Regions from separate parts of the Mus musculus genome. Here region 2 is linked to region 1. A link is a loop called in an ENCODE intact Hi-C map of the cell type or tissue named here. Cell type or tissue: heart. All regions are shown on one strand. Each heading gives the region's core, and the rest is flanking DNA. Links, peaks and the distances in the headings are about the cores only.

Region 1 (15,425 bases), core at 4,349-12,348:
AGAGGAAGCATATTCAGTGTTTCTCAGAGATGATCAGTGTTTTGCTGCCAATTCACAACTACAAAGTACAGTATTAGAAGTATGATTTGGGCTATTTCAGAATGGTTGGGAATTCTGCTCTAATCCCAAGCCAAAATGTAATGTTTGCTTGTTTATTTTTATGAAACTCAAGCCAGCCATTCAAATGGCAATTGTTACAACTAAACTTTGCAACACACTACAACCCAAAGATCCACTAATTTCATAGTTAGATGACGGTGACAACTGACAACTTCTGTTCTTTGGAACTAAGCCATTCTGTTTAATTAAGAGTGGAAAGCTCTGTCAGGAACAGTGAACACCACAGTTCATAGCACACAAACCCAAGCTGGGAGGCCTCAGGCAGCATTTGCTGGGGTTGTGTGTTTGACACTGCGCACAGTACAAAATGTATTGTAGTTGTGTGTTCAAAACCCAAGCTGCAGTGATAACACACAACACAACACAACACAAGCAAGGGCTGCCAGAAAACTTCTGCCTGGTTACCAATCTGGTTTTGAATGAATTTTTGATAGTTGTAAATTCAGAAACCTGTTGCCATTTTTTGTGTGTGTGATCCCCCACACTCAGTTATACAACCCCATGACTCACAGTTCAGAAACTGTGCCCCAAAGAAACTTATTTCATGGATTCCTGAACAGAGTAAGATAGGCACCAAGGGATGAGTTCTGGCTTCTAATAAAGTAATCAATGGAAAATCACCTCAGGAGGGATATAAATAGTCACTCACAGGTTCCCCCAGGACCTCATAAGAAAATCACCTCTGATTAGAAAAAGGACAAAGGAAAGAAGAATACATGGAGAATGGAAAAATCCATTTGTTCCCATAGGCAAAGAAAGGCTCACATCATCTCCTATACTCCAAGTTCTCAGTTCTTCATTCAGGAAGCTGGGAGAAGAGAAGAGGCCCTTTAAGAGTCTTCCTAGTACCACATCTACATCTTTGATTCTGCTACCTGGGCCCTCAGCTCTTCACTCAGAGGTCTCCAAGGTCTATGAAAATGGTAGCCAGAAGATTAGCTCTGCTTTCTCTAGAAATTAATGGACTTCTGGAAAAGGACAGGCTAAGCCTTGCCATGTCTTGCCATTGCCTGTTCCTTCCCCACCTCCTTGGAGCCCTTTCATCACAGCTGGCTGCAGCTGTGGCTTCAACTAAAACAGGTTCTGAGAGATACCACTCATTGGGAAGAAAGCAGATAGCATACAGAATTTCACTTAAAAAGACTGTGTTCTGCATCATAGATGTGACTTGTGTTGCATATCATGGATGGCCATCTGTAGAGGACACTGGCCATCAGGACTCTGTACTCACACTATACTTAGCCAGGAATTATCTTCAAGAGCCCCTGTTGGCACTGGCAGGGGTGACCAGAGACCTTGACTTTTTCTTGTGAAAGTTGTTTCTGTTTTGCTGCTAAGCATGACACATGGTCATGACACATGGTCTGGTTCCCACATTCAAACTCAACTTGAATCTAATATGCATTGGGAAACTTCTTTGAATCCCTGGTGTCCCACAGCAGAGTAGCTCAGACCTGAAGACAGAGCTCCATCTATTTCTGGGAAGGAAAAGAGTAAAAGAAGATTTCTCAATGGCAGCACCATAGTCATGGCATCTCACACCTGCGACACAGCAAGTGGACCAACCAGGTCAGCTTTCTCTTGGTCTTATGAAGCCAACAATATCATCATAAGAATCTCTTTCTTCAAGGGCCCCATCTCCAAACTCTATTAAAATATGTGGTGTTTGGAAAGAAAATGGTCCCCACAAGCTCAAAGGGAGAGGTGTTATTAGGAGGTATGGCTTGGTTTGGAGAAGTGTATCACTAGGGGCTGGGCTTTGAGGTCTCAGTGTGTCTCCCTTCACTTCCTACTGCCTTTGGATCAAGATGTAGAACTCTCAGCCCCTTCTCCAGCACTGTGTCTGCCTTGCTTTCTGTCCTGACGAAAATAGACTAAACCTCTGAACTGTTAGTCAGCCCTAATTAAATGTTTTCCTTTTAAAAAGTTACTGTGGTCATGGTGTCTCTTTACAGCAATAGAAACTCCAACTAAGATAACATATGACTGGGATTTCTAGAGGGGATCAAAAGCCAGACTATAGCTCATGCTTACAGCATCTCTGGTTCCTCTGAACTAGATGTCAGATGAAAAGTTCCCCATGCTAATGTGATGACAATATAAACTGTCTCCAGAAATCGTCAAATGTCCCTTGAGGATAAAATTGCCCCAGTGGAGAGCACTGGTTTAGAAGAAAGGGAATGGTGAGAAGTGTTGCATGATGTGACTGCAGACAGCGGTGCCTGAGAAGCGTCAGTCATTCTCAGGCCATTTCTGTGACACATCTGCAGAGCTCACCCAGAAGAACCAGGAACTCCAGCTAAATAAGTAGATAGATAGATAGATAGATAGATAGATAGATAGATAGATAGAGAGAGAGAGATAGATCAGGTTTGCAATTCTGTGTCTAGTCACATTCAGAGTCATCCTAAGTCACACAAAGACAGTCTCATAGTGGACACTTCTTCAAACTACTGTGCATCGAGTGGGAGACAAATAGAAATCCATAGGAAGGGACCAACGTGAAGCTGGGAAATCTGAAAAGCATCTGCCAGAACTGCCAACCACCACTCACCCATCACCCTGACATCCCCTCCAACAAAGACCATGCTCGTGGAACAAAGAAAACAATTTCTCCACACAAGAAATCTGTCTTAAAAACTCCTCACCACAAGCTGCATGTTCACTGCAGCCTTGCTCCTGTTAGCAAACTGGAAACCCTGCCACCCCACCTATCTAAGGCATAGGTTAAAGCCCACTCAGATGCCCAGTAATATCCCATGAAGCTGTTTTTACAATGCAGTAGGTCTGCCTCTGCAGACAGGCTGGGGATGCAAGCAAGCCCTGCTTGTTGAATGAGAAGAGGGAAGTGCAGTGGTATCTGTACCGGCTTCCATCTCTGGGAAAAGGGAATGAGGACTGAAGGGCACAAATGCAGAGCTCCTTGGTGTTTTTTCTTGGTCATTACACTAATTCGAATCTTTCTGCATAATGAGGCACACTTCCAAAACAAGAAATGGACGTGGACCATCATCAAAAAGAAAATGTTGCAAGGTGACCCAGGAAAAAGGCAATTTTGCTAAAAGTACTTGGCAGCCAAACCCAGCTGGCTGTTCACTGAGGTCTTCTGCCTTTAAATTTAATGCACTCTGAAAGTCTTCGGTGCATGCTAATTCTGGATAAACGGAAGTTGAAACAGTTGGCAGGTTTTATGTGACTATTACATTATCGTGGGGACTTACTCAGGACTAATAATCCACTTTGCACAGCGAAGTAAGACATCCACTATCTTCCAACTGAAGGAATTTGCTGCATCCATCCACACCATCAACACAGCAAATTGGCTCTTGGGGGGGGGGGGGGTTGTAAGAAATAAACAGGATGAGATTAGCTGATAGCACATGACAAATAAAAAAGATTCTCCCCTGTTTAATGAGTGCTCTGTGCTGATATGGACCTTGGGCACAAACTCCACAACCAGTCCTACAACACCTAGAGGAAGCTTCATTCCCAAGCATTCTAACACACCCAGGATCATAGGATCCCAGAATCCCAGGATCTCAGAAGCTTGGCCAAACTAGGATCTCAGGATCCCAGAGACAGCTTGACTCCCAGGAATTCTGGCACACCCAGGATCTCAGGATCACAGGATTCCAGAATCACAGGATCACAGAGAAAGCTGGCTCCAGTCAGATATAGCCAGGGCAAGTAGCACTAGATATAATCAGATGGTGGAAGGCAAGCATAAGAACATAAGCAACAGAAACCAAGGTTACTTGGCATCATTAGAACCCAATTCTTCCACCGTAGCAAGTCCTGGATACACCATCACACTGGAAAAGCAAGATTTGGATCTAAAATCACTTCTCATGATGGTGATAGAGCACTTGAAGAAGGACATACATACTCCCTTAAAGAAATACAGGAAAACACAGGTAAACAGCTAGAAGCCCTTAAAGGAAAAACACAAAAATCTCTTTAAAAATTACAGGGAAACACAATCAAACAGGTAAAAGAAATGAACAAAACCATCTAAGATCTAAAAATGGAAATGCAAACAATAAATAAATCACAAAGGGAGACAACCCTAGAGTTAGAAAACCTAGGAAAGCGATCAGGAGTCATAGATGCAAGCATCACCAACAGAATACAAGAGATAGAAGAGAGAATGCCAGGGGCAGAAGATACCATAGAAAACATTGACACAACAGTCAAAGAAAATACAAAAGCAAAAAGCTCCTAACCCAAAATGTCCAGGAAATCCAGGACACAATGAGAAGACCAAACCTAAGGATAATAGGTATGGATGAGACTGAATATTCTCAACTTAAAGGGCCAGTAAATATCTTCAACAAAATTAGAGAATAAAACTTCCCTAATCTAAAGAAAGAGATGCCTATGAACATACATACAAGAAGCCTTGACCAGGAAAGAACTTCCTCCCATCACATAATAATCAGAACAACAAATGCACTAAACAAAGAAAGAATATTAAAAGCAGTAAGAGAAAAAGGTCAAGAAACATATAAAGGCAGACCTATCAGAATTATACCAGATTTCTCACCAGAGACTATGAAAGCTAGAAGATCTGGGCTGATATCATACAGACCCTAAGAGAACACAAATGCCAACCCAGGCTACTATACCCAGCAAAACTTTCAATTACCGTAGACCGGAGAAACCAAGATATTCCATGACAAAATCAATTTACACAACATCTTTCCATAAATACAGCCCTAAAAGGATAATGAAAAACACCAACACTAGGAGGGAAACTATACCCTAGAAAAAGCAAGAAAATAATCTTTCAACAAACCCAAAAGAAGATAGCCACACAAACATAATTCCACCTCTAACAACAAAAATAACAGGAAGTAACAATCACTTTTCCTTAATATCTCTTAACATCAGTGGACTCAATTCCCCCCAAAAAGACATAAACTAACAAACTGGAAATGTAAACAGAGCCCAGCATTTTGCTGCATACAGGAAACGCATCTCAGTGACAAAGGCAGATACTCCTTCAGAGTAAAAGGTTAGAAAACAATTGTCCAAGCAATGGTCCCAAGAAACAAGCTGGAGTAGCCATTCTAATATCAAATAAAATTAACTCTCAACCAAAAGTTATCAAAAATAAATAAATAAATAAATAAATAAGGAAGGACACCATACTGATCAAAAGAAAAATCTACCAAGATGAACTCTCAATTCTGAACATCTATGCTCCAAATACAAGGGCACCCACATTCATAAAAGAACTTTACTAATGCTCAAGGCACACATCACACCCCACACAATAATAGTGGGATACCTCGAGACCCCACTCTCATCAATGGACAGATCCTGGAAACAGAAACTAAAGAGACACAGTGCAGCTAACAGAAGTCATGAACCAAATGGATCTAACAGATATTTATAGAACGTTTCATCCTAAAACAAAAGAATATACCTTCTTCTCAGCACCTCACAGTACCTTCTCCAAAATTTACCCTATAATTGGTCACAAAACAGGCCTCAACAAATACAAGAAGACTGAAATAATCCCATGCACCCTATCAGATCACCACAGACTAAGGCTGGTCTTAAATACCAACAAAAACAACAGAAAGCACACATACACATGGAAGCTGAGCAATGCTCTACTCAATGATAACTTGGTCAAGGAAGAAATAAAGAAAGAAATTAAAGGTTTATTAGAATTTAATGAAAATGAAGACATATCATACCAAACTTTATGGGACACAATGAAAGCAGTGCTAGGAGAAAGACTCATAGCTCTAAGTGCCTCCCAAAAGAAACTGAAGAGAGCTTACACTAGCAACTTGACAGCACACCTGAAAGCTCTAGAACAAAAAGAAGCAAATATACCCCAGAGGAGTAGAGGGCAGGAAATAATTAAACCAAATAGAAACAAAAAGAACTATACAAAGAATCAACAAAACCAGGAGCGGTTCTTTGAGAAAATCAACAAGATAGATAAACCCTTAACCAGACTAACCAGAGGGCACAGAGACAGTATCCAAGTTAATAAAATCAGAAATGAAAAGTGAGACATAACAATGAAGTATATCTTTAACTATTCTGTTTATTGAATAACAACAGTTGAAAATATTAAAATCATGTTCTACAAAAAAAAAAAAAAATCCTCTCTTAAGTCTCGGGTCCAACACAATTTTTTCACCAGCAGCCATTCAGTCTCCATTTTCCACAAAGTATTGAAATGTAAATCTCTTTGTGTAACAGCAAAGGATATGTTTTCTAAACTCAAGTTCTGCCCCTCACCCTGGGGAGAACCGCATAGGTCAAAGGCAAAGAAGATAAACAGCCATTAACAATGAGAATGGAAGGCGGGGTCTTTAAGTGAAGTTCTGAATAGATGAAACCAGATGGTTTGTTAGTTTTTTGTTGTTGTTTATTTTCAAAGAAAAATGTCTCCAAATTTTATCAAATGACTAACTTCTTATCACATAGTTAATTTTCAAAGTGTACCTAAAGAGCTTTGTAATAGAAAATTAGACCATTTTGAAACAGGATAGCCTCTGCTCTAGAGCTGTGTGCTATATAACCAGGGCTGGCTGTGTCTACACCAGCTCATTTCGTGCCACTCTGTGTCTGTCTGCTTTGTATGCAAATTCTTCTGGGAAGATCAGAGTCCTGCCGGGAATCTCTCTGATTTGGCCAGATATCCTCCAGTGCTAGTGTTAACTCTCAAACCCTGGGACAAATGTGAGATTCCTATTTAACATATCAAAGCTGAGCTGGCCGCCAGGATCTCCCAGCATCCTTCAGTCCCTACCTTGCGCCCTCTTATGCACCCCACCCCCACCTGACCCTGTAACTTTTCCAGCTGCTACATCTGGTCCCTGTCCCCTGCCTCCACTCTTCACATGGATCAGAGTGATGTCCTCTCTGGACTCTCCCAGATATCTCTGTGCTCCCTGCTCCCTTTTATCTACATACCGAGTAGCTGTCATGTCCTTTCCTTCCCCCCCCCACCCCCCCGTTCAGCATAGACATTTGATATCTTGAAATATTTGGCACCAGATAGCCCACCTTTCTCAGAAACACTCTCCTTTACAAAGCCAGCACAGTTACCAAGCACAACCTATAGGCAGGCCCATTTACATTCCTCTCGGTCAGCTGTTAAAATAGGGTAGTTTCTTTTGTTAATGTTTGGATGGATATAGGTCTTCCAAATGTGTGGAGGGAGTAGCTGAGGCAGATGGATGAAAAAGTGAAACAAAAGGAGGACATGACCACCTCCTTAAGTGTGGAGGAAATTTTGCTGTAGATGGAAGTCAGAAAGCCTGAAGAGCAAAGAGCCTAGGCTGGATGTGGCCCGCAGACTAACCTACCCCGAAAGGAGCCGGGGAGGCAGAGAAGCGCTGACCATAAGAAGGTCCTGGTGCCAAGAGATGGACATGGCCTCAATGGCTGAGTTATATGGGGAAGGGCAGCGGAAGCCCTGTCCCTTGGAAGGAGAGGCTTGAGGGTGTGGTCTGGGTGAGAAGTGGTGGGAGGAGCCACAGGTACTGAGTGTTTTGGGAACAGCTGGCCTCCATCAGCTTTGATATGTTAATAGGCACCTCAGCCATTTGTGGGTGACCTAACAGCAAGGTCAGAGGCTGAGACTATCTAGTACAAGTGTCCTCCCTCAACCACATTACCTCATCTGTTTGCCCAAATGGAAGCAAGCCAAGGAAGGATTAAAATACAACTACTAGCAAGTCATCAGCTTGCTCAGCCTCCTGCTCTCCAGTCCACGGGCACTCAAGTGTTCCTGTCATAGTGAGCTGTGCTGACCCCGGAGTCTACAGGGAGAGGACACGAAGCCTGGAATGACCCCTGTGAGCTGCCTGCGCGTAGACCCTGCAACTTCTCATCAGGACTGAGCGTGCAGCATGAGCAGAAGTAGTCCAGAGCCAAAGCTCAAAACACTGCTGCCAGAGTGAAGATCCACCGGTTCACAACACCCTCCAGGAGAAGATGCCAACTATTTTCCTGCAATTACACTGTTGCCACCCACCCTCTGTGTCAGCTGAATAAACGAATGAGCCCAATGGGCCGGAACCACAAACCAGATGCAAGCTAGGGCCAGTCCCCAGTCCCCACCCCCACCCCGTCCCCCACCCCCAGAGGGAAAGGACGAAGAACTAGGTTGAACACAGCGCCATTTTGGTTGGGTCTGGGAAGAAAACCCCTCTAAGAAAAACGAAGAAGGAACAACGCAGTGCTGGACATTCCCTCACTCCCATTAATTAGTAGCCCTCATGGCAGGACCCATTAATTTAACTTTTGGATGTCTGGAGCCCAGCCAAGATCTGCTCCCTCCATATGCTTAGCAAAGTGCAGAGCGATAACTCTGAGTACTGCTGACAGGCGCCATGATGGCACAGAGCATAGTCTTAGTGGCATCAATTTCTCCAAATTATCACTTGATTTTGAGGACCCCCCCCCACCCGCTCTGTATGCACTGCATTTGTAGCAGGTCTTGGCCTTCCAGGAGGTTCCAGGGCTTGATGCCCACCCTCAGTAATTGTTTTCCTTGGTCTGCTTTGCTCTCAACTAGCCAGAGTGCTACCCATCATGTCTCTCAAGTTCAGGCTGTCAAAGGAAGAAGCCAAACATCTCAGTCATGGTGCTTCCTGGGCTCTGTTTATTCTAGCCAGTGAGCAGGTCTGAGGAGATTTAGTGATAGTCGGGAAGCTGTGGGTTCTTGTAGGGTACTCACCAGTGAGAGGATGTGGTTAGATGACCTTGTGAATCCCCACCCGGCTCCCACATACCCACCCCACACTCATGTGCCTCTTTACATACAGAGAAAGAAGCATATCCATGCATACATACACACGCATACACACAGGCACACATGTATATACATAAACATAAGTAGGCACACACATACACATGAAGACACATGCATGCTAACTCATATACTCATAAATTCTCATATATACACAAGCACACATGTATCTTCATAGTCATTCATTCACACATATGTCTAAGCACACAATCACTCACACGTGTGCACCTCTGGACACATATATACACACATACATGCATGTAAATACATATGTATACACATATACAGGAACTCATGTATATACATAAACATGTATGCATATTAGCATACATAGAAGAATTTAAGTATACACATATATACAGGCTCGTGTGTACAGATACATGCATATATGTATGCACACAGGCAGGCACATACACAGATATGCACACATACTTTAGTTCTGCATTCCAAATTCTCACAGCGTTCCAATTCAGATTGATCCTAGCCTGTCCCTTGGCTGGCCTTGTTCAGCTCAACGGCAGAAGCACCCAGGCCCAAGCAAGCCCTGTGTTTACTGCCCATCAATTAATCAGGCTTGACTCGAACTCTTTCCAGCACGGCAGCTCCTTCCTCATAAAGTTTAAAATGTGTTGAATAAATGAATTGATCTAGTTACACACAGCCTGGCAAGTCACTGAACCACGCTGTGCTTCAGTTTCTCCATCTGCAAATGAGAAGAGCCCCAGCTGTCTCACGGGACCGAGGCGGGGATCATGGGAACGTGGCCGGCCAGTATTCACAAATATTTGTCCCTGCAGTTAAACTCATGGGTGGCTATTGACGCCTCACTATTGATAAGGTCTTTATTGACAGTGGTCCTGCCAGATGCTACAAGATGCAGAAGCCACAAAGGCAGAGGGGTCAGACATTGCCACCTAAGAAGCTCTTTGTCATGGCAACGGTGTGTATCGCTGCGTGTGACAGACCGATCCCAGAGCCCCTACTTCAGCAGAGGGGCTCACCTGATCCATGTGCACTTCTGAGAGCTCCCATGCTTTGCTTTATTGTGAATTTATGTGGCATGGGGCACAAGATTCCATGCATCAGAATAGGGAAAGAAGAGTGCCTATGTATGCCTCCTCCATAAATTCTGCACGATCGCTGTTCTCCTGGAGCTCAGTTCCAACAGCACACCTGCCCCCAACCCCGGGATGCCACTGCCTCTGCTCTCCCATACCTGCTGCCAAGATTCACCACATGTGACTCCACCCCCTTTCAGAAGTAGCAACTGTAAGAGGATGTGGAAATAAGACCAGGGAAAACCGCATAAGCACAAGGATAGAACTTACCCTGTCCCCAGAAAATGGTTGACATGTGGACATGACTAAATTTGAATCTTACAAAACTTAACAAGGCTCCTGAAGAAAACAGTCACAAAATGATAAGTAGGAAGTCAGGCATGAATGTGAGTCTCACTTACAATGAATGAGTAACAGCACACCACTAGAGACTTAGAGCCCCTCTTACGGGTCCTCCTGATCAGCCATTCATCTCATAGAAAGGCTTCCAGGCAAAGGCCAGATCCTCTATGCAGAACCCAGGCCAGCCCCAGTAACCCTACAGCCACTGGGTGTACACAGCTTCTTCTTCATCTCGCTGCAAAGTGTACAGTGTCTCCAGAACTAGGACATGGCTCTCCCTACCTGTCCATGCACCTGTTGAAGAAAGAGCAGGTGAAACTCACCTAAACAGATTTTGTTGGACTGAAAAAGACCAAGAATAAAGCCCCAGGCCCCTTCTAATTGTTGAGAAGCTGGAGGGATAACACTGCATCCCTGTTTGGCATCCATTCTGATCAGCACAGCGGTACTTCAGTAACACCCTCTGTCAGGGCAGTAGAGAACACCCTGGGAGTCTGTCATATGCGCCTCTGCTCTGCCCTCTATGTTGGTCACCTTCTGCCACATTCCCCTCCTCTCAGTGTACAGGCTATATCCTGTAAGGACCACTCCTCCTCCCTCTGCCTATACCTACAATCTGCAGAACTCTCATTGGACAACAGATGTGCCCCTCATTGGCCAGTGAGTCTCATCCTTGTACCTAATCTTCCAGGCCAGCCTATAACAGCAGACCATGGAGTCAGCCCAGTCATGTTGATCATAGTCATGATTGCCAATCCGTCACAGAATTCAGTCTTCATAAGGTGTTTCCCAGCATATCCATATCCCTACCTAGAACTTTATAGGATGAATGACTAACAAAGGAACAAGTGGGTTGTATGTGTTCATATGCATACATGTGTGTATATACATATATAAGGCATCAGCACACTTTTATTGAAAACTACAATGTGAAAATTGTCAATACAAACTGTTGGACTTTTGAAGGGTGACCCTAGATGTCTGTTTGCTCTGGGACAATTCATGTACCGTTTTTATGACTTAGCTCCCTTGATAGTACAACCTACCCATGGGAATTTAGAAGAGCAGAGGAATTTAAATGAGTGCACTGTAGGCACTCAAAGGCATTAGAGCAACCACTCTGGCTCTCTGCCCAACTTACTTGTAGGAATGGAGCTGAACTTCTCTTAGTAATATAGCCATAGGATAGGGGTCACAATGTCACCATCTTTACAATCAGGTCCTTCTGCCCCAGAGGGATACCATCCTCTGGGCCTCTCTTTTCCCAGAGGTTTAACCTCACCCATTAGGCTTGAACCCCTGATCATGGAAAGTATGTGGGAGCATTCTCTCCAGTCGGGAAATATCCCCAAGTCATCGGACCATGTTTTGATTGACTGCAAGGCAACACCTTGGGTTTGTGGCATGATAGATGTGACTTTAAGGATAGAAAGCAAGACATTGGCATGCCCAAGGCAAGAACTTACTGATCTTTAAGATGACACAGGAGAATCACCAGTGGTTTAGCACTGCCCTGGGACAGGCACTATCTCTCCAGCAGTTATTCCCACCTTTTGCTGTCCCTAATGCTCAGGGGCTTTCTGGAAGATAGGAATCTCACATCTTCTTTTAATTACCCTCCCATTCTATAAGTATCCCTTATTAAAACTCTTAAATAAGAGACTGGGTGATGGAGCAGAAATTTTGTATCAAAAGGCTTACAGCCAAAAAAGAACTACAGTAAGTTGTTTAGCTGGGTTTTGAGTAAGAGGTCTCAGATGTTCTAAAGCAGTCTAGACCAAACCTGAGGACCACTCACTGAGCTGCGGTTGGAAGTATGAAGCAAACAAGAAATATCTTTGTTTCTCAGCATTTTTGACAGTCCCCTGCCTTCAGTCTTCTGTGAATTTTTCAGAAACTAGTAATTAATTAATAAAAATGTTTGAAAAATGGAGAGATCCAGTGGGTGGGCTGCCTGCCTGGATAGAGTTCTGAGGCTCTCAATGCCTCTATTTAAAACTTCCTAAGCCATGTACTCCAAACTGAAGTGCAGCAATCCATCTTAGGGATACAAATGTTGGTTCCAAGAATATTTTTCAACTTTGAGTCTTAATTAGAAAACCATAAGAAATGATAGAATATAGCAGGCAAGGTGGCAGCATTAGTAAGGGTTTTACTGCTGTGAACAGACACCATGACCAAGGCAACTCTTATAAGGACAACATTTAATTGGGACCGGCTTACAGGTTCACAGGTTCAGTCCATTATCATCAAGGTGGAAACATGGCAGCATCCAGGCAGGCATGGTGCAGGAGGAGCTGAGAATTCTACATCTTCATCTGAAGGCTGCTAGTAGAATACTGGCTTCCAGGCAGCTAGGATGAGGATCTTAAAGCCCACACCCACAGTGACATATCTCCTCCAATATGGCCACACTTTCTAATAGTGCTACTCCCTAACCAGGCTTATACAAACCATCACCATAGCACTTGCCTTTAATCCTAACACTCTGTTGGCAGAGCCAGATGGATGTCTGGGAGTGCAAGGTCAGCCTGGTCTACAGAGTTCCAGGATCCTCAGGCCTATGTAGAGAGACTCTGTCTCAGAACAAGACAAAACAAATTCAAAATTAGAAAAAAGAATATTATTGAGGCCAGATGATTGAGATGGATGACAAAAACCGATGGCCTCTATCGGAACCTTCTCTTACTCAATACTTTCAAAGTAAAATTCTTGTTTTCTCTACATAGACCAGGCTGGCTTCAAACTTCAGCTATTTACCACCGCCACCACCTCCTCCTCCTCCTCCTCCTCCACCTCCTCCTCCTCCTCCTCTCTCTCCCTCTCCCTCTTCTCCTCCTCCTCCCTCTCCCTCCCCTCTCCTGCTGCTGCTGTTTCCCCCTCTTCTCCTCCTCCTTCTCCTCCCCCTCTCCCTCTTCTCCTCCTCCTCCTCCCTCTCCCTCTTCCTCTTCTCCTCCCCCTCCCCCTCTCCCTCTCCCTCTCCCTTTGCTCCTCCCTCTCCCTCTCCCTCTCCCTCTCCCTCTCCCTCTCCCTCTCCCTCTCCCTCTCCCTCTCCTCCTCCTCCTCCCTGTCCCTTTCCCTCTCCTCCTCCTTCTTATCCTCCTTCTTCCTTCTGAATGTTAGTACTAAAGGCATGCACTATCACACTCAGCCTCAAATTTCTATTCTGAACTGATAATTCCCCATAATAATTTAGTATACTAAATGTGAGAAGCTTTGTTTCTTGGAATTTTTGGTAGATGTTGTTTGACAGCATGAAATCCAGTGAGGGCTTTCTTACCTTTCAGTGGGAAGCAGGAGACGGTGTCTCTCAGCCCAAGTGTATAGCTCCTGTAGCTATGCTCCTGCCCATTGAATTGGCTGTGGGAATTTGTAAGCTGTTCACCCTGCAACTCTATTTCCCCAATAGTGCAGCAAGTAGAATCGACTTCAAAGATCTCAGAGCAAGACTTCCGGTCTGCTGTTTCCAGGTACAGGCCTTTTGAAGGTGGGTGTGGCCGTTGGAAATGCTTTGGCCAATCAAATATCAAATAGATAGGGCTTGCATTACCTTGAGAGAGAAATATTTAAGAACTGGTACAGAATTCTGCAGACTCCTTTTTCCCAGGAAGGTAATCAGGGAAGCAGAAATTATTTGAAGGAGATATGAGATAGAAACAGCCTGGAAAGCATAGCCTTCGTTTGCACAGGCCTGGACCATTGCCCAGACCCACAAATGACTTAACATGCACAAGAAATAAACATTTGTTGAGTTAAGCCATGGAGATTTGGGTGGTGTTTGTCACTGTAGAAAATCTAGCCTCCTCTGGCTGATCCATTTCCTCACTGGTGCAGCAAGGATTAAATGAATTACTGTACATAAACACTTGAAAAACGCTAGCTCCACAAATATTTGCCAAGGTTACTCTGTAGACTTGATTCTAGCGTGCTTTCTTTCATGTTTTATAATTGGTGGTGTTTCACATTTTAATTGGCAACAGTGTTTCTTTCCTAATGTCCCATAAAATCACCCTACATCTTGGATCCAGGCCCATGAATCTGTACTCTTATTATTATTATCATCTTAGGGACTAGTGGATAAATAACAGAACCACATTCTTCATTTGTAAGTAGCGGATAAACAAACACTGTGCAGTTGTTTAAAGGGGAGGAAAGTGAAGAGCATGGTTCATCTCACTGGTATGTGTTAAACTCAGCATCAGTGGCCATGTTTGTTTCTGGGGCAGATGTGCTATTTGAATTTAGTCTTGGTGCACACCAATGAGTGGCTCTTCATCACGTCTGAGGGTAGTAGTCAACATCCAAAGAAAGATCTTGGGGGATGCTTTTTTTAAAAGGGTGATAATAATTCTATACTTATAGTCCACTAATAAAAGAATTCATCTGTCACGATAACAACTAGCCATGCAAAGGAACTTCTTTGGGCCTTCCCTCCATCAAGTATCAACTCACCAGTAATGCCAGCATGAGTTTTATTTGTTTTCAGAGGTTTCTCTGTATTACATTTGACAATTTGTTTGTGATGGTATTATATAAGAATTAGATGCACACGAACCTTTCTCTTTTATATTTGCCCAGGTTGATGATACATAATAAGCAAATACTTGAACATAATAATAAAAATAAATTAAGTCATGAAAGGAGGCCCTTCAGTGGGACACACATGGATGGTGAGAACACTCACTCAAACCAGGCAAGGAAACACCTTATCTTTGCTTTTCTGTCAACACTCCCAGATAGTCTCTGTATGACAGGAAATTTCTTCAGTCATGCAGCCCAGAGAGAGACTCTCAGAGCAGCCTATCTGCAGGCTAAGGCTTAAAAGACAAGGCTGGCACCAGCCATTTCCGACCTCCATGCCACAGCAGATTCTTAGCACTCCTCAGCTGCTCATGAGAAGACATGGAAGAGGTCCAGAAGGTGGCCTGGGGAAAGGTAGGAACAGGAGTCACACACGCTGACAGGAAGTCTCAGGAGGGTGAAGAAGGACAGAGGCTCACAGCGCTGACATTTCACACGTGAATCTAGAGCTGGAGGCCAACCTGTGTAGGAGCACACCCTCCATCTGCTGCTCAGCTGCCTGGGAGCTCAGAGGCCTCACGGGTTTGTTGACAAAGCCTGTA
Region 2 (15,425 bases), core at 4,601-12,600, 100 kb before region 1:
TAGTGACTGGACTCTCTCTTTACCCACAGTGGAGGAAGGCTTCAATGGTCAGTATGCCCACCGTCATCCTGTATCACAGAGATATAGGATGGGCATTCATGGGTGGTGTAATCTAACAAAACTCCAGCTGTAGTCCCCTCCAATAGCATCCAACCTACATCCAACAAGCATTCCTGAGTCGTAATTAGAAACAAAACTAAAAACATTTTTTTTTCATTTCAACTTCAGACCTGGGTTTACACAAGGTTTTCTCTGTTTCAAATGAGCATACTGGAATCTATCAGAGGGCTGAGATGGGTTCTTGACACAGGTCCAGTGACCATCTCCTGCCCTGTACTCACTACAACCACCACTTGAGAATATGAAGAGAGGAATGGTCATCCTCCTCTCTTACACGCTCGGCATCCACCTGTACACAAAGATCAATGAACACACACACAGACACACATGGGGTGGGGGGAGAGAAAGGGGGAAGGAAAGGAAGAGAGGGAGAGGGAGAGAGGGGGCAGGGAGGGAAGTGGAAAGGAGAAAGAGAGAGGGAGAGGGGAAGGGGGATGGTGGGGGCGGTTAACTTAGCTTGTGGTTCTGAAGGCTTTAGAGAATTCCAAGGGCACAGACTCAGCATCAGCTAGACTTCTGGTGAGTCCTTCATATTGCACTGTAACAAGATAGAGAACATCACTGGGGGAGTTACAACACGAACATCTTGTTCCATGATAGCTCAGCCATCTCTCTCTCTCTGTTTGCCAAGCTATTGGGGCAATCATGGGAAGCCCCGCCCTCATAGCCTGCCTCATAGCGCCCCCCCCCCAAATCCCCTCCTCCAAGTATCATTCAATACAATTTAGGGGATTTCAACACATGAATTTTCCAGGAACATATTTAAGCCAAGTACTGTCAGTATCTCTGCTGCAAGCTAAAAAGGAAATTTCCAACTTTCACATACTACACAATAATATGATGTAGAATCAACTCTGAATTTATGATGTTTGGAACTGTTGTAAATAATCTTCTGAAGAAGAAAGCCTGCCTCAGCTGCCTCATCAAGGTTTAAAGTGCCCAGAGAATGTGTTCTGCTCAATGGCGAAGGGCTATAAAATGCCATCGCTGTGCTGTAGATAAACCACCATAGCATAATCACAGTGTAGAATGTTCAATGTCAGAAGTCATCAATAAAGCGGCTGGCATAAAAGAACCACCAATTCCTGTCAGGATGTCACCTCAGTGTATTGTGGCGGAGCTCCAATGGTACATTATCTAGAGCCCTGACCACCAAGCATTTCCTTCTGGATCCACATCAGACTCTGGTGGGAAACAGGATGAAGATGAGGATAGGACCCCAGGAAGCATCCAGAAAGTCCTTGCTCAACTCTGGTCCTAACCCCACGGCAACTGAACTCAGCCATGGGCCTTTTGTTATCGTCCAAATGGAAGACAGGGAATTGTGGAGACTTACAGAGCCACAGGAGCAGACAACAGCCCCCAGATAAACATGACAAAGTTTGACAAGGAAAATGCCCTCAATTCTTCAAGCAAGCTCCTGGTCTCTGTAAAGTATGGAAGGGAAGCCTCATGGTTGGAACCTCTTCCCTTCAACCGCATGTGAACATAATTTCAGCCCCATAAATGCAACTCTTTATGGGAGCTATAATCACAGTGTTTTTATTCCTAATAACAATAAAGACAAAAATATATGTTCTTCAGAGCCCGGAATCACAGCTGAGCACAATGAGTCCACTCCAGTCCAGCCCAGAGCCTGACATCCAGTTAAACTAAGCCAATCCCCCTGAAGAACGCACTGTTTTCCTGGAGGAGGTGACGTCTGTCAGGCCCCATTTAAAAATTCAATACACATGCTGCCTTGAATTCTTTTTCAAATGTATTTGTATTCAGCACGGACATGGAAATCAATGCTTAGCCAGAGCTCCGTTCACACCTTGACATAGCTCATAACAGAGAAGAAAGCAGTGAAATTTAAAATGTTGTTAACTTACAAATGAGTTTTCTTGTTGTGCACTGGACGTTACTGACCAGATGGCACGGGTTCATTCTTGATGTGGTTTTATTTATAGGCTCGCACTGTCTCCTCTGTGTTTTCTTCTTCTCACATGACACATTAATACTTTATGTGGTTCATTTGTGACCCGGTACTGTTGGTGTGATTTCCTGAGCACTGAGCTGCTTTTCTTAGTGACCAAGTGGCCAAACGTTTTTTTATTATTCATCTGAGGACTTTTTTTTTTTCCCAAACCATTAGGATTTTACTCTTCTAGGTACCAGGTTTATTTTGCTGTGTCCCAACAATTTGCCCAGACTCTGTCTCTGGCCAGTGACCATGTCCCTCCATCTTTGAATACCATCTTTATGTGGGATGCAAATGGGGTATTCTCTTCCTGGAAGACAAATGCCTTCACAACCCTTTAATCTACACGGCTTCCTTTTCAACCCTACAAAGGCCATCTTTTCTTCATACTACCTTTTCCTCCTCGACTTTAAACCCTTCAAGCAACATTGTAGATTCCGGTTCTATTTGTTTGGTTGCTAGCTTCTGTGCACTTGGGGAACAGAACTATAGAAGTTGCCTAGAAGTTCAGGGTGGGGGGAGTCTCAGGTTGGTTGAAATGGCAACTTAATTCCCCAGGATCCAGTCAGCCGTGCCCAGTGCCTCCCTTGGAGTTTCTATAAACATGATATGCTGTCAGCAGAGAGACTGTTGTGTCATAACCCACATGGATGGACAGGAAGGCCTTTGGAGCACCAACCAGTTTACCTCAGGTGTAAAACATGCCAGCTGTGAAAGCCGTAGGACAGGTTAAAAACAAACAAACAAACAAAACAAGTTTGTCTTGCAACCCAAGTCCCTTTACTCTAGAGTGCACTCCCCACCCCCTTCTTCTGGGGAAGTTCCTCAAAGCCACACAGATCAACATGGATCTATCCCTGTGTTCCGTTTTCCAAGTCACACTTGCCAAGTTTCCCCTGGGGCTATGGCCACCAGGCTCAGATCACAATGGGCCCACCCAATGGAGACCCAACCACAGGAAGACCTGTGAATTCCCAGGCCAACCTCCCACCCAGTTTGGCTCCCCCTGGGTGCCTTTGCCTCTGCACTGGGCATCCCATAGCTTCAGGAAAGACCCAAGGGAGCAACCAACCCCAAAGAAGCAGTGAAGAAGTTTTCCCTCTTCACCCCCCACCTGCCGCTACCCGCCCTTGCCTTGGCTAATTAACTTTTGACACTGTGTCCTCAAGCCCATCACCTGCAGTCAGTCAGTCTTCCCTGTCAAGGAGATCTGGGTGGAGGAGCCCAGGGGGCATACAAGAGTATGTGTCAGAGTAGGAAATAATTAATTCCTTGACATGCCTGATGAGTGAGCCCAGGACAGCCAGGTCTCCAGTGGCAGCCATGCTCCTGGTAGCCAAGGCAGCTGTATGGAGTCCTTCTTCCATCCTTCCTCCCACCCTTTCCTCCTTCCTTTTCCCATGACTTCCTCCTCGCTTCCTCCTTTTGCGTCTTCTCTGATCCATTCCCATCACCTTTCTCTTGTTCTAATACCCTCTCTTCCTTTCTTCCTGATCTTTCTTTTACTTTTTAGCTGGAAACAACCAGGAGATGAGCCCTCACAAAACAGGGGCTTCAGCAGAAGGAGCCTTTTCTCCTGGTATCTTTCATCTGCTCGCTGGAGAATTTGATGAGCGTTCACTGTACTTGCTAAATACTTAGCGTTTCCTCAGACACGCTTCTTTGGATTATGCCCTCAAACTGTGGAGCACAAGAAATGCTTCCTGGAGTTGCCCTTGCTGAAGTTCTGTCACAGCAATGGGAAAGCTAATGAACTCAGAAAGCAAATGTGCCCCTTTTTGTGCCCTGCAGAAAAGCAGAGCACTTATGTGCAAGTCCCAAAGCAGAAAAGGGCCTAGCACCAAACTGCATCACAAAGCATTCCCCTCAGGACTCTGTGAGACCAGCTCCAGCCTGAGGAAGGTCACCAAACTTCACTTCACTTCCCTTGTTTGCACAGACAGCTTGAGAGGGAACAGAACAGTGATGGGGAACGATGAGGAGATGTGGACCACGGCAACTTCTTGACGTCAGTGCTATGGAAGGGCAGGGACTGACAACGCTTCTCACTCCCAATGACTTAGTTCCTTTTGCAGAAGATCCATCAAATAGTCCACATGATGTGCTATCAAGACCAGGGAGCAGAAGGATAAGGCATACCCCAAAAGATACGGTGGAAACACTAAGCACGCACGCGCGCGCACAAACACACACACACACACACACACACACACACACACACACACGAACATACACACACTGAATGCACACTTACACACACTCACACATGCACATACAATATATGCACATACAAATGCATATTTATGCATACACACATACACATGTGCACACATACATGTACATTCACACAGGTACACACACGTGTACACACATGCACAAACATGCATTTATATACACACAAACACATGTGCACACACATGCATACTCATTGTCTTAGTTAGGGTTTTAATGCTGTGAACAGACACCATGACCAAGGCAATGCTTATAAGGACAACATTTAGTTGGGGCTGGCTTACAGGTTCAGAGGTTCAGTCCATTATTGTCAGAATGGGAACATGGCAGTATCCAGGCAGGCATGGTGTAGGAAGAGCTAAGAGTTCAAAATCTTCATCTGAAGGCTGCTCATAGACCACTGACTTCCAGACAGCTAGGGTAAGGGTCTTAAGCCTACACTTACAGTGACACACCTACTCCAACAAGGCCACACCTACTCAAACAAGGCCACACCTCCAAATAGTACCACTCCCTGGGCTGAGCATATACAAATCATCACAGGTACAACCAAGAGCCTTTGCATTAACTTTTTCTGTTACTGTGACTGGTTCTTGTCCACATGTGAAAAATTGGGGACTCCTCCACTCGGAGATTCTCAGCATCCCAACATCCAGGAATTCCTCATCAGCATCACAGTGGCATTGGAGCTCCTTAAAAAAAAAAAAAAAGCTAGGCTTTTACAGTAGACAATTATTTGTTATTAAACATCTGAGGAAATGGAGTCTAGGCTTGCTTTATACACACAAAGCCTGGGTTCAATCCCCAACACTGCATAGACTGAGGGTGGAGGAACATGAGTATAATTCCATTATTGCATAGGTAAGGCACAAGGACCAGAAGGTCAAGGCCATCCTTGGGTGCACAGAGAGTTCAAGGCCAGACTTTGCTACCTAAGACCCTGCTTTAAAAAATAGATGGAATACGGCTTAACCATTAAGTACAAGCACACTTATTGGAGACTAGAAATAAGGAAAACAAGAAAGGAGGCGAGCAAGACCAGTCACCACCGGCCCCGAGGAAACCAGCATCACAGGGTAGGCTCTTGGGAGGTGATGGAAATAACCAGTACTGGTTACCTGAGTAACCCTTGGGTTTTCTATATGGAGTTTAAAGTTCTTTTTTTCAGCCTGCCCTTAGCTGAGACCTCCTGGCCATCTAAAAGATTTTAAATCATGTTCTTCCTGAAAATGTGAGATCCATAACAGGAGACAAACAGGACACTTCTCTGCTGGCGAATCACCCTCTTCTCATTTTCAGTGGATCCTCTGGGAAAGATGCTCAGCCCTCACTGGGGGCTGAGTCAGTGCATCCTGTTGGAGGGATGCTCACCCGCCACTGGTGGCTGAAACTGCCTGACGCACACAGAGTCCCATTGACCAGTCCTCCAGCCCATGTCTGTTTCTCACCACTGTGCACTACTGGGCAGTTTGTTCTTGCCATGTGTGAAGGACACATCCTATCTGGGGCTCAAGGACTGAACTCAGACATTCCTCACTTGGAACTCGGGGGGTTTGTTTTCCACCGATGGGACCTTTAAAGGACAGGGGAGCTTGAAGTCTGAACTTGACAGGCAGAGTCATGACAGGAAGACCATCGAGGCCTGCTACCGCCGTGAGCTTATGGTAAGAAACAGTGAAAAGAAAGTAAAGTGAACAAGAAAAAATTGAATGGAAACAAGGCTGAGAGAATCCCATTCATCGCCTTTCTCCACTGCTGCAGCCCCTTGCTGTCCCCAGAAGTTTTCTGAAACAGCCTTACACGACTTTACTCAATATATGAGAAACCTGAAGCACTCATGGAGAGAGTGCCCAAGTCATTTCCTTAGAGCCCTACAGGTACCTGTAATGGATTTGAACTCAAGCCTACCCAACTTAGGATCTGGGGATAACTGGATACAGAGACATCACCACAAACCATCCCAGGACTCACAGAGAGGAATTTCCTTGGAACCAAACTCCGACCTCATTAAAACAAAAATGTTGACAGCTGTATCAAGTATGGCCAAGGGTGAATATTCCCTAAGCATATGTTCATATGCCAAGTTTTACTTGGACTTTATTTTCTGTGGAGTAAAGCTTCTGTAATTTTATATAACATTAAGTAAATTCTGGGCATTGATTGCTGACAAGACTAGAACATATATTGACAACCTATTAATGAACCAGGAATAGCCCAATTTACCAACTTTTAACAATGGTCCCCACTAGCCAACTCTCCTCCCCAGTCCCAGGTCCAGACAGTTTATCCCACCTGTTGCTCCTGGCAATAGACCTAGATTTACCACCATCTCAACCAGACAGGGATGGGTCAAGTCAACACATTGCTGCTCATTTCAAGGACCATGTTGGCCTCAGCCTCTGATGAGGGAGTCAGTAAAGCCCTGTGTTCAGTAATCACAACAATGATCAAGGACAGTTCAAGGTGACCAACCAGGACAGTCCCTGACATGGGGCTGTCAATGATCAGACAGGACAGGTGTCGCTGGCTCACCCAGACTAGAGATCACTTTGTATAAAGAGGCACAGTAGAAAAAATGCATTCTTTTAAAGGGTTACATCTTCTCTTGAATTTGTTTAAAACTCTCCCAGCTTCCTGGAGTTTCTTAGGTCTAGACTCTAATCCCTTTTTGGGACACAGGATGACCTAAATAGCCAAATGTACAGACAGCTCTCAGCTCTGCAAGTAAATACGGCAAAATACAGGGTAATTAAAGCTGATCTCTTAGTGCCTTAGAGAAAGCTTTCCTCTCCTACCTCAAAACACACATGCGTGTTGTTTTTCAGGGATGCTAACAGTTGACTCGCCCAGTTTTATCACACGGAGCCAATGAAAAATCACATGCTGTGGGCAAGTCCACTGTTTTTAAGCAGAGATCCTTCTAGGATGCTTGGCTAAACTTGAAAAGAGTTGTGCTGAACGTGTAATTACAGGGGGTGACTTCACTTTATTAAAACGTCTTTGCTCATCAGGGAAGGAGTTGAGTCACGGGGCAGTGAGTGAGCTTTTCGGAAGGTCATGCCCAGGATGCCGTTGGTGATACTGGGATGGCGTCTGGGAAAGACACTCCATTACACACAGGCGCACAGAGCCCCATGGAGTTCTCTCTGTGAGCTAGCCTGAACACCGCTCCAAAGAGTCCAGAGCTGACGAGACTACTTGGGCGCTAAAAATAGATCCCCATAGCTGCGAGAGACACTCGGTTGCTCTGGCCCCCGGATGTACAGCATGTTGGCAGCTAAAAGTGTGGTTGCTCGGTGGGAAATGGGTGTTCTAGTAAGAATTCTAGCCACAGATACCGTTACAAGCTGGACTACTCCCAAGTTGTTAAGTACCCCCCAAAGTCAAAGATCTTTATGGTTCTTTTTGAGGGTCACATCTTCCCAGGGAGACTCCCAGTCTTGGACTAAGTTCTGTAATGTTTCCCCACCCTACCAAGCCCAACTTAAATGCCAACCGAGCTAGGGAGAAGCGCCTCTTTGTTTGTTTCTAACACTGGGTCCTGAGTTGTTTTCTATTTTAAAGAGCCTTAGCACGGAGATCAAAGAAACAGACCTTCCTTGTTTAAAATCTATAAATAGACAGTAGATAAAATCTGATTGTATTACATCCTTTAAAAAGCAAGACTGGGCAGGCGAAATGGTTCAGATAACAAGGTGCTAGTATAAAAGTACGAGGACCTGGGTTCGGTTCCTAGAAGCCATTGAAAATAAAGTTAGGCAATGTGGCACATGCTTGTCATCTCAGTGCTGAAGAGGTGGAGGTAGACACCTGGGTATCGATGGCCTGCCAACTCCCCGCTGGTAAGGTCCAGGCCAGTGGGACCCTATCTCAAAGTATGCCTGGGGAATGATAACCAATGTTGTCCTCTGTCCCTCAGCCTTGAGCATGCATCCTCCCCACACACACCCAATGAAACCCTCAAGGTCATCCTGAAGAATTGATGCTCTCGTAGGCTCATGTTGTGATATTGTGAACAGTCAGCTGACCACCTTCCACCAGCTCCTAGCCACACCCATCCAGAAGCCAGAACCCAAACAGTATCTAAGCACCTGGCATTGTGAAACAAATTCTTAAAATGGCCACAAACATGCGCACTCGGTCATGGGACCAATGGAGTAGTATCACTCAGGAACTTGTAGACAGCAGGAGCAAACCCAACCCAGTCACACACATGTGTCATCACGAGATGCTTCAGGCTGCAGAGGAAGGCTATGAGGCTGAGGGTCAGCCTTACATATCAGTACACAGGGCTTGTTGAAATCCCAGGCACAGGGAAGAATTTATCTTGATCCAGAAGAGAAAAAAAAAAAAAAAAGACAGCACAAAGCAGGCTTATTCTGACTTCTGTCCATGAAGCCAAAGCAGTGTCACCTTTTGATTATGGCAGCAACTGCCAAACTTGATGTCCATCTCATGCTTTTGTTTTGACAAAACACTCTTAATGTACACTATCTTTATTGCCTGGTGACCACCGCACCAGTGGAAGCCAATGAGCAGTTACAGGGGCCTGTGTTATCTGCTTCTGGGTTTCTGTCTCTCACTTGTCAGTGCTCTGTCTCTGTTCCCCAGACTGGCTCTTCCACTTTGCATTTCTGCCAACACCTGATCCTGGCTTTATCAGTTCTTAGCCACTGAGCCAGTGTTCCCCTGATAAGAAAACTCAGAGAGAAGAGAAGCTAGGAATTCTTTGGGACGTATTTATTTACATTTCCTGCCTTTTAGACAATTTAAATTCAAACATCTGTCCTGTCTTCCTCCCTGAAGTTTAACCTCGAGAAGAAATTATTTCAGCAAAGAAAAAAAATGCATGAGCCCTTAGTTTTGAGGACTCCTTCCCCCATTACCCACTAAGTTAACTTCACAGACCCTCCACCTCTGCCTGTGCATTTCTTATCAATGCCCCCAATTGCTTGCAAATTTCGGGAAAGCAGCCGGTACCGAATGTAAGATCCGGACCTCTCACTCTTACAGCTGCTGATTCGGCCACATTCACAGGTTAGTGTTTGCTAGAAGAAAGGGCTAGAAAGCTCCTGTAGTCGTCGTAAATACCTATTCTCCAGCCGCACAAGCCTGACGCGGAGTGTCATTTCCTCCACCACATGGAGAAACATTAGTCTTTCCTTAAAAGGGGAGAGCTACACTTTTGATGCAAACTTTGCCCCACTCTGAATGATATGTGTGCCTTTTATGTTTATTAAACTGCTATCCAGCAGAAAAAAAAAGCAGCCTAATATTTTGACATGAAGGTCATTTGAAAGTTTTACTGCTTGCAAGGCTGATCCATTTTGTTGACAAAAAGCTCTCTCAGGGATCCCTGAGGTATCCCCGCCTTCCTGACTCTCCCAGAGTCTGACATTTCTTTCCCCCTCTCTCTTCACCTCTTCCCACCCATTAAATAGGTCCCAATGAATGACTAATTGCCACCTCATTAAGGTTGTCCCAATGAATGATGCTATGGCATTCGGAAAGGATTTGAGATAAACACCCAAATATCCATGATACTATAGTGAGGCTTCGTTTGAGAGGGGAGGAAGAAATGGAGATGCTACAAGCTCCGCCTATTCAGCAGCAGGAGCTGGGGTACCAGAATAAGGCACAGCACACACTTCAAAAACTGCAAAGGGTTCCACTAACATAGGCTCTTGGGGTGCAGACCTTCAAAGGTGCCTTGTTTTGCTGACATGGAAACCATAACAGAAGTGACACATGGTTCACCAGGGTGTCCCAGTGTGCCCGAGAAGGATAACAGGGAAGAAAGGGACTCCAGTCATAGGCACCCAACAAAGGACTCGAATGGAGCAAAACCGGGGAGGAAGTGAAGTCTCTACAGAGAGCCAACCCCCACCAGAGGACAGGAGCGACAGCAGCACAGCCCGGCCTTCATCTCTACAAAACACACAGCATTGCTTATTTTATCATTTGAACACTTCGAAAACAGAACAGGAATGGCGGCTGGTTTCCTTCCACTTTAAGGACACAGAAATCATTGCGTCCCTGAGAACAAAGATGGCCTTTCACGCTCTGCTCGTCCCGGCATAACATTAGCAATAACAGAACAGCACAGACAGTAGCCCTGAGGTAAATCAGACCTCACAGCCACCACCAAAAACAAAAACAAAAATAAAAACAAAAACAAAAACAAAAAGCAAATTACCAGAGAGCAAAGTGCAGCAGCACCCTCTAAAATGTCACCTGTACTTTAAAGGGCTCCGTCTTTATTTCTTTATTTATTGCCTGCATTCAGGATCCTGTTGCCAATATTGATCATGGGGTGTTATTTTCTCATTTCAGTAACAGCCCGGCACCTGATTCTACTTATAGCGTCTCCAGAAAGAAACATCAACCTAATAAATGAAATCACATGACAAGATCTGGCTTTATTTATTGTTTATTTATTTATTGTCTCATAATTACACTGAAGTTGCTTTTCTTTCTATAGCCACCCCAAATGCCATGGGATGAAGCTATGAATGCAGGGGCCCCTTCAGCTTCTAGTGAGAGACAATTACCCAGAGCTAAAAGCACAGAACTAAGTAATTATCATATTTGGCCAGGAATTCTCTGCAGCTAAAGAGAAGTGAGGTGCTGAACATCGCTCTGTGGATGGCAGGAACTTATTACCATTTGTTAAGTCACGTGTCTCTGAAACATCTCAGCAAAAACCGACATTATACAAAAAGCCACACTTGATGTCTCTCTGTAAGGTCCATCTGGAGGGACCCACTGTCACAGCACATGGGAGCCAGTGTGAATGCCCACAACATTTAGCCAGCATGGGCAATTCTTACATTTTAATTTAGTTACTGGTGGGGGAGACATGTGGCAATGTGGAGGAGGTCAGAGGACAGTTGTCCAGAGCTGCTTCTCTCTTGCAAGCCCCAGGGATTGAACCCAGGTTGTCACACTCACTCAGCAAGCGACTTCACTCGCTGAGCAGGTCCCTCATCGTGTCTCTGAAAGAGAAGCGGGATTGACTCTAATTGGGGCTAATGTCCAGGAGACTCACATTCGTTAACAGCCTTGTCATTCACCTGACACACGCCAGGCAGAGTGTTTCTGTAGCACAGGTTAGCTCCTGGTTCTTCCCATTCACTCTTGTGACAGTCTAAGCCATGTAAGAATTTATAGACAGGTGATAAAAGACTCATCTATCATCTATCTATTATCTATCTATCTATCTATCTATCTATCTATCTATCTATCTATCTATTGTCCATCCATTTACCATCTACCCACAATCTATCATCTATCTACCATCTATCTATCTATCTATCATCTATCTACCATTTATCTACCATCTATCTATCATCTATCATGTATCTATCTATCAATCATGTATCTGTCTGTCTGTCTGTCTGTCTGTCTACATAGAGTCTTATGCATCTCAGTCTGGCCTGGAACTCTCCATGTAACTAAGGATGACCGTGAACATCTGGTCCCCCTGCCTCTACCTTCCAAGTGTGTAACCACAGGCAGGCACCAGCAGGTCTGATTTTTGCCATGCTGGGAAATGTAACTGGAATTTCATACACTCTAAGCAAATACTCAAGTGACTGATATCCCAGTCCAGCAAACATATTTGAGATGCAGGAAAGAGGTATATGAACGCTGGGTCTAGAAAAGGCGGAACATCTATGATTAGGCCGGGACATAGTTCTGTCACTGAGTTCATTCATGGCATGTGGAAAGAATGCCTCTAACATAGCCAATTGATAAGCAGATAGGCACCTGCCTCAGAGAATCCTAGTGCAGGATGAACATCTAGAATCCAAAATTCCAGAATGCTCCAAACTAGCGAACTTTTGGTGGCAGAAGTAAAAAAAAAAAAAAAAAAAAAAAAATCCATAGCATGAAATCCTGTCTCATGCCCCAAGTTATTAAAAATAATGAAAATTACTTTCAGGCTACAGAGATAAGGTACACATATATACAATATGAAACAAAAGATATAAAACAAAAATGAATTTCTTAGACTTGGGCTCCATCCCCAAGATACTATATAATAAATGTTCAAATTTTTCCAAATATAAAAAAAAAATGTAAAAATCTAAAACGTTCTGGTCTTCAGCATTTTGGGAAAGGAGTAGTCAGCCTGTTGTGGTTTCAATGCGAAGTGTCCTCCACAGGCTCGCACATTTGGTCACTCCTAGTTTGGAACGTTGTAAAGCCTTTAGGAGGCTGGGTCTTGGCCCAGGGGTAGATCTCTGAAGATGGACTTGAGGTTTAATGCCCAGGCCCCACTTCGTCTTCAGCTTTCTGACTGTGGACTTGTCAGAAAGTACCTGCCGTCATGACTCTACACTGTGATGAAACACAGCTCCTCAAACCTGGAGCCAAATGAACCCTTCCACCTGTAAGATCCATTTTGTCAGATAAGTAGGTAAGAAAGAGAATCAGGTACCTTAACCACCCAGGACCTTGCCAAGTGGGCGGGGCTGCTGAGTGGGCAGGGCTGGCTGGACAGGGAGCCCCAGGACCTGCCTTCTCAGCAGATTATAAGCTTCATGCCTGTTTTTTTTTTTGTTTTGTTTTGTTTTTTTTTTTGTTTTGTTTGTTTGTTTGTTGATGTGGGCTCAGAGATCAAACTTGGGTCCTTATATCCACAGCCCAGTGATTTTATTTTCAACAGTCTGGAACTCCACAGTTTTCCCACAATGGCCATACCATTTTGCATTCCATCAACAATGCACAAAGGATCAAGTTTCTTAATAGCCTCATCAAAGTTGTTATTTGGGGGGTTTTGGTGGGTTTTGAGTCACCTTGACAGAGAGTTGTGGGTGATCTCTTCTTTGCTTTACTGCCCCACCTAATGTCTGTCCAGCTCTCCCTTGGACACATCCTTGCTCCTGTGACAGATTTAGTCACCAGACTCAGTGTATTTGGTGGAAAACAAAGTGTTGAGCATCTGTGAGGTTCCAAGCTCCTTGTGGTGGTTTGTATATCCTCGGCCCAGGGAGTGGCACTAGTAGAAAGTGTGGCCTTATTGGAGTAGGTGCATCACTAGCTACCTGGAAGTCAGTCTTCTCCTAGCAGCCTCCAGATGAAAATGTAGAACTCTCAGCTCTTCCTGCATCCTGTGTGCCTGGATGCTGCTACACTCCTGCCTTGATGATAATGGACTGAATCTCTGAGCCTGAAAGCCAGCCCCAATTAGCTGCTGTTCTTATAAGAGTTGACTTGGTCATGGTGTCTGTTCACAACTGTGAAATCCTAACTAAGACACTTCCTAATGCTTCAACCATTTAATACAGTCCTTCATGTTGTGGTGACCCCCCCCCCAACCATAAAATTATCTTTGTTACTACTTTATAACTGTAATTTTACTACTGTTATTGACAGTAATGTAAATACCTGATATGCAGGATACCTGATATATATGACCACCCACAAGGGGGTCGTGACCCACAGGTTGAGAACCACTGCACTAGGTAGATGGGATTGCATGTTATGTTTAAAGAAAGGTCAGACTCGGAGAGAAAACTCAGAGGCTCCATCAAATCAATTAGCCTCACCTTTCACAGAAGGGTCTAGCCAGGGTCTGGGGAGTAGAGAGAAGCTCTGAGTTGTGTGGGAGCTAGCAGACACTGGGGTGGGCACCAATCCTAATGCAAATACCCGGGGCTCTTCTGTCCCCTTGCTTGCTCCTTGGTAGACCTGGGTTGCCTCTGCTTGGGTCTCATTATTTTGGGAGTCAGTGAGCACTGGGTTTTCTATGTGGCAGTTTCCCTCAGCCCACAAGAACAAGAAAACCACCTCTGAGAGAGAAAGGAGCCACATACCTTCCCAGCTGCTCTGTCCCTGCCAGGCCCTGAAACAAGGTGTGGGGGTAAGGGAGGGGGTGAGACAGGCTGTCTCTCCCATGTGACAGCAGCTGGAACCCTATCTCCCAGGGCCATCACACATCCTACCTATCAGCCTTGCCTGGCAGCCAAGGAGATACATTTAGATAAAGCAGCTTCAATCCCAATAACAAGCCCCTCAAATGTCAGGCGGCACAAAGGGGAGCATCGATTGCTACTGCTGGCCCGCCTTTCTCTTTCTGCAGCTCTGCCGGCCTTTCTCCTCTCACACGGCAAAGCCACAGACCAGCAGAATCCGCCCGTGGAAAAAGCCATTGTGCCTGGACACACATTGTGCTGCTGGCTAAATGGAATCTCTCCTTATGTCTCCAAGTCCTTGTCCTTCAGGCCTCCCAGCTAAGCCAGGCTAAATCAACTCCCTGGGGACCATCAGCTGACACCTGCATGAAGAAGATGCTATGCGGGAGAAAGGAGTCAGGGAGCAGGAGAGTCTAGCTAGACCATGGCCTGAGACACTCAGTGCTAGGAGACTGTCCTTCCTCCTATGAACAAAACCATTCATCTGCATGGAGTTTGGCAGGGGTCCCTTTTGAGAGATGTGAAAAGCTGGAGAGAGAAAGAGGGCCAACACAGACAACCTCAAAGTCATGACCCATGACCCCCAGGGCCCGTTCTATCAGTGGGCTTGGGAAGGCTCACTCGGAATACCCCTTTAATTATCTGACGATATCAACTATGACATGAATACAGATGCCAAGAGTACACTGTGTGCTTCCATGCAGCAAGCTCTCTGACAATGCTATTTGGCATTTAATTTAAAATTTCTTCCCCCCCCCCCCATTAGGAATAGTCTTCATAGAGTAGAGTGTTAATGAAGAATCTTTTCGGGTTTGATTTGTGGCAATAGCAACCTCCCTACTGACTGTTCGCTCCTTCCCTGATGGTTTGTCTTGGCTATCTACCATGGTATATTTTCTAGTGATGTTGGAGCCTCTGTGGAGGAAAAAAGATAAATGATAATATGCGTTATTATCATCTCTTAATAGCTACTGGTAAATAATACAACATCATCTCTATTCTGGTCCAATATGCCTAAAATAGTTACTCCGGAGTAAAAGCAGGATTAGGCATCAGAAAGTCCGCTTCAAAAGATTTCTATATTAAGAAATCTCTCTAAAAGGGAAAGTAGAATATGAAAAGAAATAAATCTGGATATAAAGGGATTTAACATTTTAATAACAACGACTCACAGCAAAGATAGTAAATCT

The links. Peaks named below come from ENCODE experiments on the same cell type or tissue, not always from the same donor. Only the 100,000 strongest peaks of a DNase experiment are listed, where the experiment ranks them.
Region 2: a loop joins it to region 1, with 1.9 times the contacts of the local background. A loop is called at or near these places in 3 of 42 quality-filtered maps.

What each region holds. Positions count from the first base shown.
Region 1 is chr17:10,072,320-10,087,744 of GRCm38, forward strand. No RefSeq gene overlaps it. Among named protein-coding and RNA genes, the nearest start is that of Gm34972, 66 kb to the right of the region's middle. In heart, for the core only: no CTCF peak of the experiment used is centred there; a DNase peak (open chromatin) is centred at 7,762.
Region 2 is chr17:9,968,691-9,984,115 of GRCm38, forward strand. No RefSeq gene overlaps it. Among named protein-coding and RNA genes, the nearest start is that of Gm34799, 70 kb to the left of the region's middle. In heart, for the core only: no CTCF peak of the experiment used is centred there; no DNase peak of the experiment used is centred there; H3K4me3 peaks cover 921 bases; H3K27ac peaks cover 4,774 bases.